Regions from separate parts of the Homo sapiens genome. Here region 1 is linked to region 2. Evidence: read pairs that join two places in POLR2A ChIA-PET (ENCODE). Cell type or tissue: OCI-LY7. All regions are shown on one strand. Each heading gives the region's core, and the rest is flanking DNA. Links, peaks and the distances in the headings are about the cores only.

The links. ChIA-PET counts read pairs that join two places held together with the same protein. Peaks named below come from ENCODE experiments on the same cell type or tissue, not always from the same donor. Only the 100,000 strongest peaks of a DNase experiment are listed, where the experiment ranks them.
Region 1: POLR2A ChIA-PET joins it to region 2 with 16 read pairs; 8 of 35 experiments call an interaction of 5 or more read pairs at or near these places.

The regions. Positions count from the first base shown.
Region 1 is chr16:21,988,631-21,994,006 of GRCh38, forward strand. PDZD9 (PDZ domain containing 9) reads right to left here. Exons shown (of 4, transcript NM_001363519.1): 3 at 1-161. Among named protein-coding and RNA genes, the nearest start is that of PDZD9, 9.8 kb to the right of the region's middle. In OCI-LY7, for the core only: no CTCF peak of the experiment used is centred there; no DNase peak of the experiment used is centred there.
Region 2 is chr16:22,213,598-22,218,973 of GRCh38, forward strand. The region is part of intron 1 of EEF2K (eukaryotic elongation factor 2 kinase); the gene reads left to right. Among named protein-coding and RNA genes, the nearest start is that of EEF2K, 10 kb to the left of the region's middle. RefSeq lists enhancers at 1,276-1,445, 2,820-2,964, 4,791-5,290 and a cis regulatory region at 2,883-2,900. In OCI-LY7, for the core only: no CTCF peak of the experiment used is centred there; DNase peaks (open chromatin) are centred at 2,674 and 4,604; H3K4me3 peaks cover 883 bases; H3K27ac peaks cover 1,871 bases.

The DNA.
Region 1 (5,376 bases), core at 276-5,275, 220 kb before region 2:
TAAATCATATATTTCTTGCCATTCTTCAGGAATGTTAATAAAATCTCGGTAAACCTTGATTTGTAGCACTGTTCCAATAGTGATATGTTGCAAAAGCTGTAAAAATTCTCGAAGAGTATATCCTAACACATTGGCATGGCCAACACTAATCAGAACATCACCTGAAGAGGGAAAAAATTATGTATCAGTAAAACTAGAGGTTTAAAGGGACTATATTGATTTCTGGCTTTATTGTGAGGTATTTCATTTTATGGGTTCATATTGTTGATTCTTTTTGAACCAAAACCAGGCTTCAGCCTTTTTTTTTTTTTTTTTTTTGAGATGAAGTCTAACTGTCACCCATGCTGGAGTGCAGTGGCATGATCTCAGCTCACTGCAAGCTCCGCCTCCCAGGTTCAAGTGGTTCTCCTGCCTCAGCCTCCCAAGTAGCTAGGATTATGGGCATGTGCCATCAAGCCTGGCTAATTTTGTTTTTTTTTTTTAGTAGAGATGGGGTTTCACCATGTTGGCCAGGCTGGTCTCAAACTCCTGACCTCAGGTGATCTGTCCACCTCGGCCTGCCAAAGTGCTAGGATTACAGGCATGAGCCACCGTACCCGGCCCAGCCTTTATTTAATAAAGATGTTCATGTCCATGATATGAATGTCCTTTGCATACTGAAGAATGTATGCAAGATGTTTCTTAATAGCAGTATATTGGTAGACATTATATGATGTTTTTGAGACGTTTCTGAAGTTCTTGGTGTGACAGAGGCTAAAAAACATTTATAATCGGAACCAGCTGTTAGGATTCTAAAAATAGATTAGTTTCAGATAAAATGAATGGCTATTACTAGAAAAGAAAAAACCACTTACACTAAGTGGTGAATAAATGACCTACTTTCTATTATACCTGCCTGGCAATTTCCAGTGCCCTCCACAGTTAATAGACCATATTAAACATAAAGCCTTTCATTTTAATTCTCTACCCTTGTGCAGTATTAGTTGAGCAAATAATTCTGTATAAAACATTGGGCAATTAGGCATGCTTTAACTGTAAGATGTGTATGCAGTGAGTATGTTGGTTTAAAGGGATTTGACAGCTAGGTTTCCCTACCTTAGGGCAACGCAGGATAAGGAAAGAAACAAGATGGGCAACCATGCAGCTTCCGAGTCCCTGGCAGGTGGGAAGAGGACTACATCTTGAGCACTAACCCCCGAAACCCCCAAATTGAAGGAAGCTAAAAAGACCAATTTTTCACTTGCTCCAACCTCCCCCATGTCCCCACCTCCAGCAGCTAGGTCATGGACCTGTGAGTGAGATCCAGCTACTTGACACTCCCACCTGGGTCACTGAACCTGGAGGAGGAGATGCAAAAGAGTGACAGGAGCTTCTAGTTGCTAGGGGTAGTTACACACAGCTCTTGGTTCTCTCACCATTTTCCAAGCCTGCTTCTCCAGCCTTTTGGGAGATTCTGTCAGACTCAGTATCCCAAATTCAGTGCATTAACAGAAGTGTTTTCTGTTTTTTGCAATGAGGAACCCTGGCTGCTACAACGGCATTCAGCAAGACTTCAGAAAGGAATACAAAGGATTTGCTTTTTAAGGACCAGCTCACATTGGGCAAAATCTTAAGTCTTCAGATCTTACTAGTACTGACCTTCTGGAGACCCTCAATCAGCCTCATTCTAAGACAGCTGAAGCCTAACCTCAAAGAAGAAAAGGGTCAAGAAGTGCCTTCTCTGATGCATGCACTGGGCTTCAATCAGGAATTACACTGATCCCAAAAGAAGCCTCTAAGGATGCCAAGGACAAATGTCCATAGCTCTAGATCCTATCAGAAACAAAAGTTCCCAGAATTCCAGAAAACAAATACTTACAAGGGTGGAGAAAAACCTTCTACTTTGGTCTTAAGCAGTAGCTGGGGGTAATACAATCAACCATGTATCTGAAGCTCACTTCAGAATGAAACAAGGCTACCTGCAGCTTGAGCAATATGAAACAGCTGCTCATCCTACTGAGGTTAATTACAATGGCAAAACAAAACAAAACAAAACAAAAACAAAACCCTCCCCGGATGAGCTTACTTACCTAATGTTAAAAGCAGTGTTTATAGCTGAAAGCTATGGCTTGGCATTCTGCTTAATTATGTTGTAAAAGTGTGACTTTTATCAAGAGGGCAGAAAATAAACAGCTTAATTTCCTGACCGTTCTGGCTGTAAACCAAACATGTCAGCATGTGAATGTGATTACTCTAGCAATAGATATTAACATTGCCCTTCATACAGAAACACCAATTTCGTACTTATGAACACCAACCTCATTACACCTTTTTTTTTCTGTTTTAATGGGCTATAGGATGACATTATATAAACTTTGTCTCGATTACCTACAGTAAATCAACTTTGCAGCAGCCAAGCCACTACTGAAAAATATTTTATCTTTTTCATCTCTCCCAACTAGGCTGGAAGTTCCTTAAGTTCCTCAAGGCTAAGGACCATGTCTGTGCCGTTCACCACTACACCCCCAGTGCCTAGCTGGGTGTCTGCACACACCAGGCCTTTAGGAACTGCTTAGGCAGTAGCCAGTCCATGACTTGTATTTACTGTTGAAGCTACATTAATTTCTTTTTTTTTTTTTCTCCTGAGACAGGGTCTCACTTTGTCACCCAGGCTGGAATGCAGGGATACAAATACAGCTCACTGCAGCCTCGACCTCCAGGGCTCAAGCAACCCTCCTGCCTCAGCCCCTGGAGGAGCTGGGACTGCAAGCGCATATGCCCACCATGTTGGGCTAGTTTTTGTATTTTTTATTGAAATGGGGTTTTGTCATGTTGCCCCAGCTGGTCTCGAACTCCTGAGCTCAATTTGCCCGCCTCAGCTTCTCAAAGTGCTGAGATTCCAGGTGTGTGCTATCGCACCCGGCCTACATTAATTTCTCAAGACTTAGAATGTCAGAATCTGTTAAGGCCATACTGCCCAAAAGGAACTAAAAGTTTAGCCAGAATAAACTAACACTAAACTAAATTAGGAAATCAAGGTGAAACCCTATCCTGAAACACCAAAGGAGAGAAATTTCAGCACATAGATAAAAGATAATGGGGCTGGGAGGAAACGGGGTCAAAGAAATAGCATGTTTCTACAATTATCATCTCTCGAGATCTTATCATCATTGTCTAAAACCACTGAGTTACAGATTTTAAAGCCTAGAATGATGCCGAGGAGAACTGGCAGGCTTGTCACGAAGAGATTTGGGGCTCTGGACTTCCTCTGTATTCAAATCTCATTTCTAGTTGTTAGGCAATTGACTAGAAAGGTATGGGCTTTCTAGGCACACATCGGTTCAAATCCCAGCTCTGAACACAGACTCAGTTGTGTAACTAAGATGAACAAGTTATTTCATCTCTCTACGCCTCTGTATTTCATTATCTACATTTCAGGAGTGTTGCAAACTTTAAATTAGATAACACGTGGGGCCAGGTGAAGTGGCTCATGCCTGTAATCCCAGCACTTTGGGAGACTGAGGCAGGAGGATTGCTTGAGCCCAGGGGTTCGAGGCTGCAGTGAGCTATGATTGCGCCACTGCACTCCTGCACTCCAGCCTGTGTGACAGTGAGACCATGTCTCTTATTCAAATAAAATTAAAAATTGGAGTTAAAAAAAGATAATAGATGGGGAAATATCTCCCACAATGCCTAGGACAAATATTTATTATTTATTTATTAAGCAAAGACATAACAAATGAGCCACTACTTTAGGTGTGACGGTTAATATTGTCAACTTGATCGGTTCAAAGGATGCAAAGTATTGTTTCTGGGTGTGTCTGTGAAGGTGTTGCCAGAAAAGATTAACATTTGAGTCAATGGACTTGGAGAGGCAGACCCAACCCTCAATCTGGGTAGGCACCATCCAATCAGCTACCAGCAAGGCTAGAAAAAGCAGGTGGAAAAAGGTGGAATGAGCAGACTTGCTGAGTCTTCCAGCCTTCATCTTTCTCCTGTGCTGGATGCTTCCTGCCCTCGAACATCAGACTCAAGTTCTTTGGCTTTTGGACTCTTGGACTTACACCAGTGTTTTGCCAGGGTTTCTCAGGCCTTCAGCCACAGACTGGAGGCTACACTGTCGGCTTCCCAACTTTTGAGGTTTTGGGACTCGGACTGAGCCACTATTGGCTTCCCTGCTCTTCAGCTTGCAGATGGAGGGGCAGAACAATATGGTTTGGTTCTGTGTCCCCATCCAAATGTCATTGCCGATTGTAATCCCCACCTGTGGAGGGAGGGAGGTGATTGGATCACGGGGGTGGTTTCCCCCATGCTGTCATGATAGTGAGTGAGTTCTCATGAGATCTGATGGTTTTATGAGTGTTTGACAGCTCCTCCTTCACACACTCACACTCCCTCCTGCCGCCTTGTGAAGAAAATGCCTGATTCCTCTTCCACTATGATTGTAAGTTTCCTGAGGCCACCCCAGCCGTACGGAACTGTGAGTCAATTAAACCTCCTTCATTTATAAATTATCCAGTCTCAGGCAGTATCTTTACAGCAGTGTAAGAATGCACTAATACAGTAGGTGAGTCCTGGATTTAAAAGATGAAATTCAAGACTGCTTCTAACCTCAAAGAGCCCACTAACTATAGCCGTGCCATGAGATTCTCTGTTGCCCACCTAAAAGCATACTCCTGTCCCACTCTAGCACCCTGGAGTATGCACCCGGATCATCACCCAGCATCTGTCACCTGACCTTGAAGAAGCTGAGAAGCAGCAGCTTCCCCATGGGACCTGTCCTGGAGTTCTTTTGTTCTGGTAAGTCCAGAACTCTCCACCGGCCGCCGTTTATTCTCCACCACCAAGTAGTGATGTGTGGGGAAAATGCTTTGGATTTTAAGGTATAGCAAACTGTTTCATAAAACCATTATGTATCTGCTTTCTTCTTTAATCCATTGCTTGGAACCCTTAGCTGCAAATTAGAATCACCTGAGGAGCTTTTAAAACATAAACTGCCCTGTCCCAGTCCAAGAACGATTGAATCAAAAACCTGTAGGGAGATAGGGACCAGGCATCTTGGTTTTAAAAACTTCCCAGATGATTCTAACAGGTAACCAGAGTTGCAAACCAGTGGCTTAATCCACTGGGACCCCCATACAGCCATCATTTTTTATTAAAACACACACATGCAAAAGTCTAGAGAATCTGTAAGAACAGCCTAAGAGATGATTGCCAATATTTCTGTAGCACTTCAGTTTTAAAAGCACTTTCATAAAAATTATTTCATCAGGTTGGGCTCAATGGCTCACACCTGTAATCCCAGTACTTTTGGAGGCCACATGGGAGGATTGCTTGAGGCCAGGAGTTTGAGACCAGCCTGGACAACATAGTGAGACACCACCCACCCACCACCTC
Region 2 (5,376 bases), core at 58-5,057:
AACACATTTATTATCTTATAGTTCCTGGGGATCAGAAGTTCTAAAATCTAGGTGTCAGCATGGCTGTGTTCCTTCTGGAGGCCCCAGGAGAAAATCGGTTTCTTTGCCTTCTCCAGATTCTAGGGGCTGTCCTCATTCCTTGGGCTCCTGGCCCCTCCCTTCCATCTTTGAAGCCAGCAGTGTGGCAACTTCACACCTTTCTGTCTTTGGTCACATCTCTTCCTCTAACTCTGACCCTTCTACCTCCTTTTTATAAGGATCCTTGTGATTACACTGGGCTCACAGGATAATCCATGACTGTCTCCCATCTTAAGATCCTTAATCACATCTGCAAAGTCCCTTTTGCCATATAAGGTAACATATTCACAGGTTCCAGGGATTAGGATGTAGCCATCTTAGGGGAGCCATGTTTCTGCCTGCCGCAGACAGTCTGGCCTCAGGTTATAATGAAATTTGCTTGTGGAGGGTTTGTAGGGAGCGAAGTGATTTAGGGAGTCGGGGACTGGAGGATTATTGGGACATAACAGCAGCTAGTACTTTTGAGAGTCAAGTCTATCCCAGACACCATGTGCCTAATCTCATTGTATCCTCAGAACAACCCCTGCAGGGGTACTGTTAGCTGACCCCTGTTTACAGAGGAGGGAACTATCCAAGGAAGGCTTTCTGGAGGCCAGGTGCAGTAGCTCATGCATGTAATCAACTTTGGGAGGTCGAGGCAAGAGGATCGCTTGAGGCCAGGAGTTCAGAGGCAAGAGGATCACTTGAGCTTGGGAGACTGAGGCTGCCGTGAGCCATGATTGCACCATTGCACTCCAGCCTGGGTGACAGAGTGAGACCCTGTCTCAAAAAAAAAAGAAAAGAGACCAGCCTGGGCAATGTAGGGAGACGCCCATCTCTATAAAAATAAAATAACATAATTAGCCAGATGTGGGTGGTATGCACCTGTAGTCCCAGGTACAATGGAGGCTGAGGTGGGAGGATCACTTGAGCCCAGGAGTTGGAGGCTGCAGTGAGCTATGATTGCACCACTGCACTCCAGCCTGGCCAACAGAGCCAGACTCTCTCAGCAACAACAACAACAACAAACCCAAAAGAAACAAACAAGGAAGGCTTTCTGGAGGAGGTCAACATTTGAGCTGCGTCTTGAAGAGATTAAAGGGTTTTGCTAGTGAGTGGGAAAGGGATTCCAGGCAGAGGTGTTACTGGTGGAGGGTGTCCAGGTTCTTGGCATTTTGAGCAAAGAATTGGACAAAACACACGAACAAAACAAGGAAAGAAAGCAACGAAAGCAAATATTTACAGAAAACAAAAGTACACTCCACAGGGTGGGAGTGGGCTTGAGCAGATTGCTTACAGAATTGCCTGGGGTTTAAAAACCCTCTAGAGGTTTCCCATTGGTTACTTGATGTACACCCTATGTAAATGAAGTAATGGCCTGGGATCAGTCTGATAGGTTGTGGAATGCGACCAATCAGAGGCTGAAGTGAAGTTACAAATGAAGACTCCTATACAAACGAGGACTTGGCCAGCACCAGCCTGATTGGTTGTGGGAAGGGACCAATCAGAGGTAACTTCAGTTTTTCATCTGCCACGCAGGTAAGTTGGGGGTTGCAAAGGGAGTAGCCTCTGGTCCTTTTGTTACTTGGGCTTGGAAAGTAGGGGTTTTCCTTTTGATTTAGTTCTAGGAAGTCAGCCTGAATCAGCCTTAGGTTCCCTGCCTCCAGACCCTATTCGCCTGCCTCAGAGGCACCTGCAGATAGATACAAGGGCAAGGAGGTGAGGAGAGTTTGGTGGTGCATGGAGATTGATTCTTGGACTTGGAAACTTGGGAAGCTGAGATGGCAGGGAGGAAGGGACGGATGGGCTGGACTCTGTAAATTGGTCCTTTCATTCTGATGTACTATTTCTCTCAATAGTTTAAATAAATGTTTATGAGCACCCATTATATGCTAGGGGTGCAGACATTAAGACACTGATGTGAACTCTTAGCTTGATGCTTGACTTAATCACTCCTAATGCTGCATCCCAGTAAATAAACACTGAGCAGCCAGACACGGTGACTCACACCTATAATCCCATCTCTTTGGGAGGCTGAGGCGGGTGGATCACTTGAGGTCAGGAGTTCAAGACTAGCCTGACCAACATGGTGAAACCCCGTCTCTACTAAAAATACAAAAATTATCCAGGTGTGGTGGCGGGTGCCTGTAATCCCAGCTACTCGGGAGGCCGAGGCAGAAGAATCACTTGAATCCGGGAGGCGGAGGTTGCAGTAAGCCGAGATCACGCCACTGCACTCCAGCCTGGGTAACAGAGGGAGACTCCATCTCAAAACAAAAGAAACACTAAACATAAGGGTATTTGAGTTCATGTTGAGCACCTGTGCACTGAAGGCAATACAAGGTATGGGGGGAGGGATGGAGACAGCAGTGCAGACCTTAGGATGTCACAGCCCACCTGACAAGTCTATTGTCTAGGAGAGGGTCCCAGCTCCTAATGGTGGGGCCCAGGATTCAAACCCTGGCCATGCGGCTGTAGAGGACAAGCTGTTAGCCACTGTATTGGGCTTTGGTTTTTGTTTCTTGTTTGAAGGAAACTCGGGACTCCAGCTAGGGTTTAAAATATCTTCAGAACAAGCCAGGTGCAGCCCTCAACAGCCTAGCGCTGTGTAGTTCCGCTCCCTTAAGGTTGCCTTTTCAGAGGTAGACTGTCACTTCTGGACCTAGCAGCTCCTGTCATTGTCAGAGGAGAGTCCAGTGTAGCACCTGGTGTGCAGTCAGTCTTTCACGTGCATTATTTGTCTTTCTTATTTCCATAGAAATTACGCCTTTTTGAGGTTGATAAGCTTTTGAGGTTGATAAGCAGATAAGTAGCTCTTCTGCTTACTTATCACTCATTCACAGCACAAAAGCCACACTCTCCCTTCTCTGAATTCGTGTTAAACTGTGAGAAACTCAGCTTCTTCTAGTTGGTGGAATAAGACAGTGTCCTTGGCATGGTATGTAAAGGAACCAGATGGCTGGGCACTGTGACTCATGCCTGTAATCTCAACATTTTGGGAGGTTGACGCGGGAGGATCACTTGAGACCAGGGGCTTGAGACTAGCCTAGGCAACACAGCAAGATGCCGTCTGTAATAAATAAATAAAGGAACCAGAAGAAGACCTACCAGTGTAGGGATAGGGTGGGGAAGGGAAGTAGTAAGGGGAAGTAGAGCTAAAGTCTCATTTATCATACCTGGAAATCAGAAGATAGGATGAAAATAGATAAATTAAGAAATAATCAGGGCCGGGTGCAGTGGCTCATGCCTGTAATCCCAGCCCTTTGGGAGGCTGAGATGGGTGGATCCCTTGAGTCCAGGAGTTTGAGACCAGCTGGGCACATGGTGAAATCCCATCTCAACAAAAATATACAAAAATTAGCTGGGTATGGTGACGCGTGCCTGTGGTCCCAGCTACTCCGGCGGCTTATATGGGAGGATCACTTGAGCCTAGGAAACAGAGGTTGCAGTGAGCCAAGATTGCGCCACTGGACTCCAGCCTGGGTGACAGAGCAAGACCCTGTCTCAAAAAAAAAAAAAAAAAAAAAAAGAATCAGGAAGCGTATTATTTAGTGATATATATAGATAGATAGATAGAGAGAGAGAGAGAGAGAGATGCGAAGGATAACACTGAGAATAGTTGGAAGTAGTTGCCTCTAGGGTTGGGAAGTAGGGCTGCCCGTGCAAAGTTGCAAAGGTTGTTCACTAGAGTTGAGCAGTACCCCACCTATATGATCATATACAGTGGCCCTAGTAAGAAAAAGGTGTTTAAAGCATTTTTAAAATTATATATAAATAATATACAATGGCCCAAACCCTGGCTGGGTTTGGACAGAGTCTCACTCTGTCGCCCAGGCTGGAGTACAGTGGCACGATCTTGGCTCACTGCAAACTCTGCTTCCCAGGTTCAAACAATTCTCCCACCTCAGCTTCCCGAGTAGCTGGGATTACTGGGATTACCGGCTCGTGCCACCATGCCCCGCTAATTTTTGTATTTTTAGTAGAGACGGGGTTTCACCATGTTGGCCAGGCTGGTCTCGAACTCCCGACCTCAGGTGATCCACCTGCCTTGGCCTTCCAAAGTGTTGAGATTACAGGCGTGAGCCACCGTGCCTGGCTGGTTTGGGGATTTTCATATTGCATGTGACAGAAAACCTATCTGTAACTAGCTAAATAGCCCTTTCCCCTACTGCCCCCCAAAAGGCGGGGTTTATTGTATCATCTGATTCAGAAATCTACGCTGGGCTTGGTAGTTTGGTTTCGGGAACATCTGGATTCCAGGTCTCAAATGACATCATCGCTATTCATTTTTCTCTTTCTCTGGTTCTGCCCTCCACCACGTATCAGCTTTGTTCTGTGTTGGCCTCAGCCCCATTCTCAAGTTCACATTCAGCATGAAAAGGCTGATCACCTCTTCCAGTCACTCAAGCAAAAAGCCCCAGGTTTGCTGCAATGGGCTAGAATAGTTTGACTGTAATCACATGACCACCTCTAAGCCAATCTCTGTGGCCAGGCACCCCAGTGGTTGGTTTAGGCCTGGATCTTGTGACACACTCCTGAACACATGACTCGAGGGTGGGGCAGAGGCAGATCCTCACACAGAAGCTGGTGCGTGATTCCAGGTGGCTGATCAATCACCTGTGTCCACTGTGGTTGTAGTCAAGGGCGTGTGGGTTGTGCTGTGCTGGGCGTACACTAGTGTGTGCATTGGCCAGCTCGGGGTGCCACGTTATTGGCTTTGGGATGCTGGTTCCCAGGAGTGGCGGTGGGAAGATTCCACCTGCTTTCTATGGTAGGAAGGCAGGTCCTGGGGTGAGGGTGAGCCCCGAGGGGGACCAGTGGCCACTGTGGCTTGACCCGCAGGCCTTGACCTGAGCATTGCAGGCATAGTTTCCTGCCCCTGTAACTGCCAGATCGAGACCCAGTGAGACAGTGGTTTCCGTCGCCAGAGACTGAAATAGTGTATTCCCTGAGGACCCCTGAAGAAGCTTGGCTTTGCTACGAGCCAGACGTCCAGGTCACAAGTCTGGCTGGGACCCAAGGCTCAGTCCCTTTATAATAGCTGTTGAGTTCACGGAGTGAGTACAATTATGCATCCCCACTGAGGCTCAAGAGGTGAAGTCACATAGCCAGTTAGTGGTAGAGATGGGGCTTGAACCTGGGTCTTCCTGACTCACTCAGCTACCTTTCCATAGAAATAGGGACTGGAGGCCGGGCGCAGTGGCTCATGCCTTTAATCCCCAGCACGTTGGAAGGCCGAAGAGGGTGGATCACTTGAGGGCAGGAGTTCAAACAAAAAAATTAAAAAAAAAAAAAAAAAGAGAAAAAAGAAAAGAAATA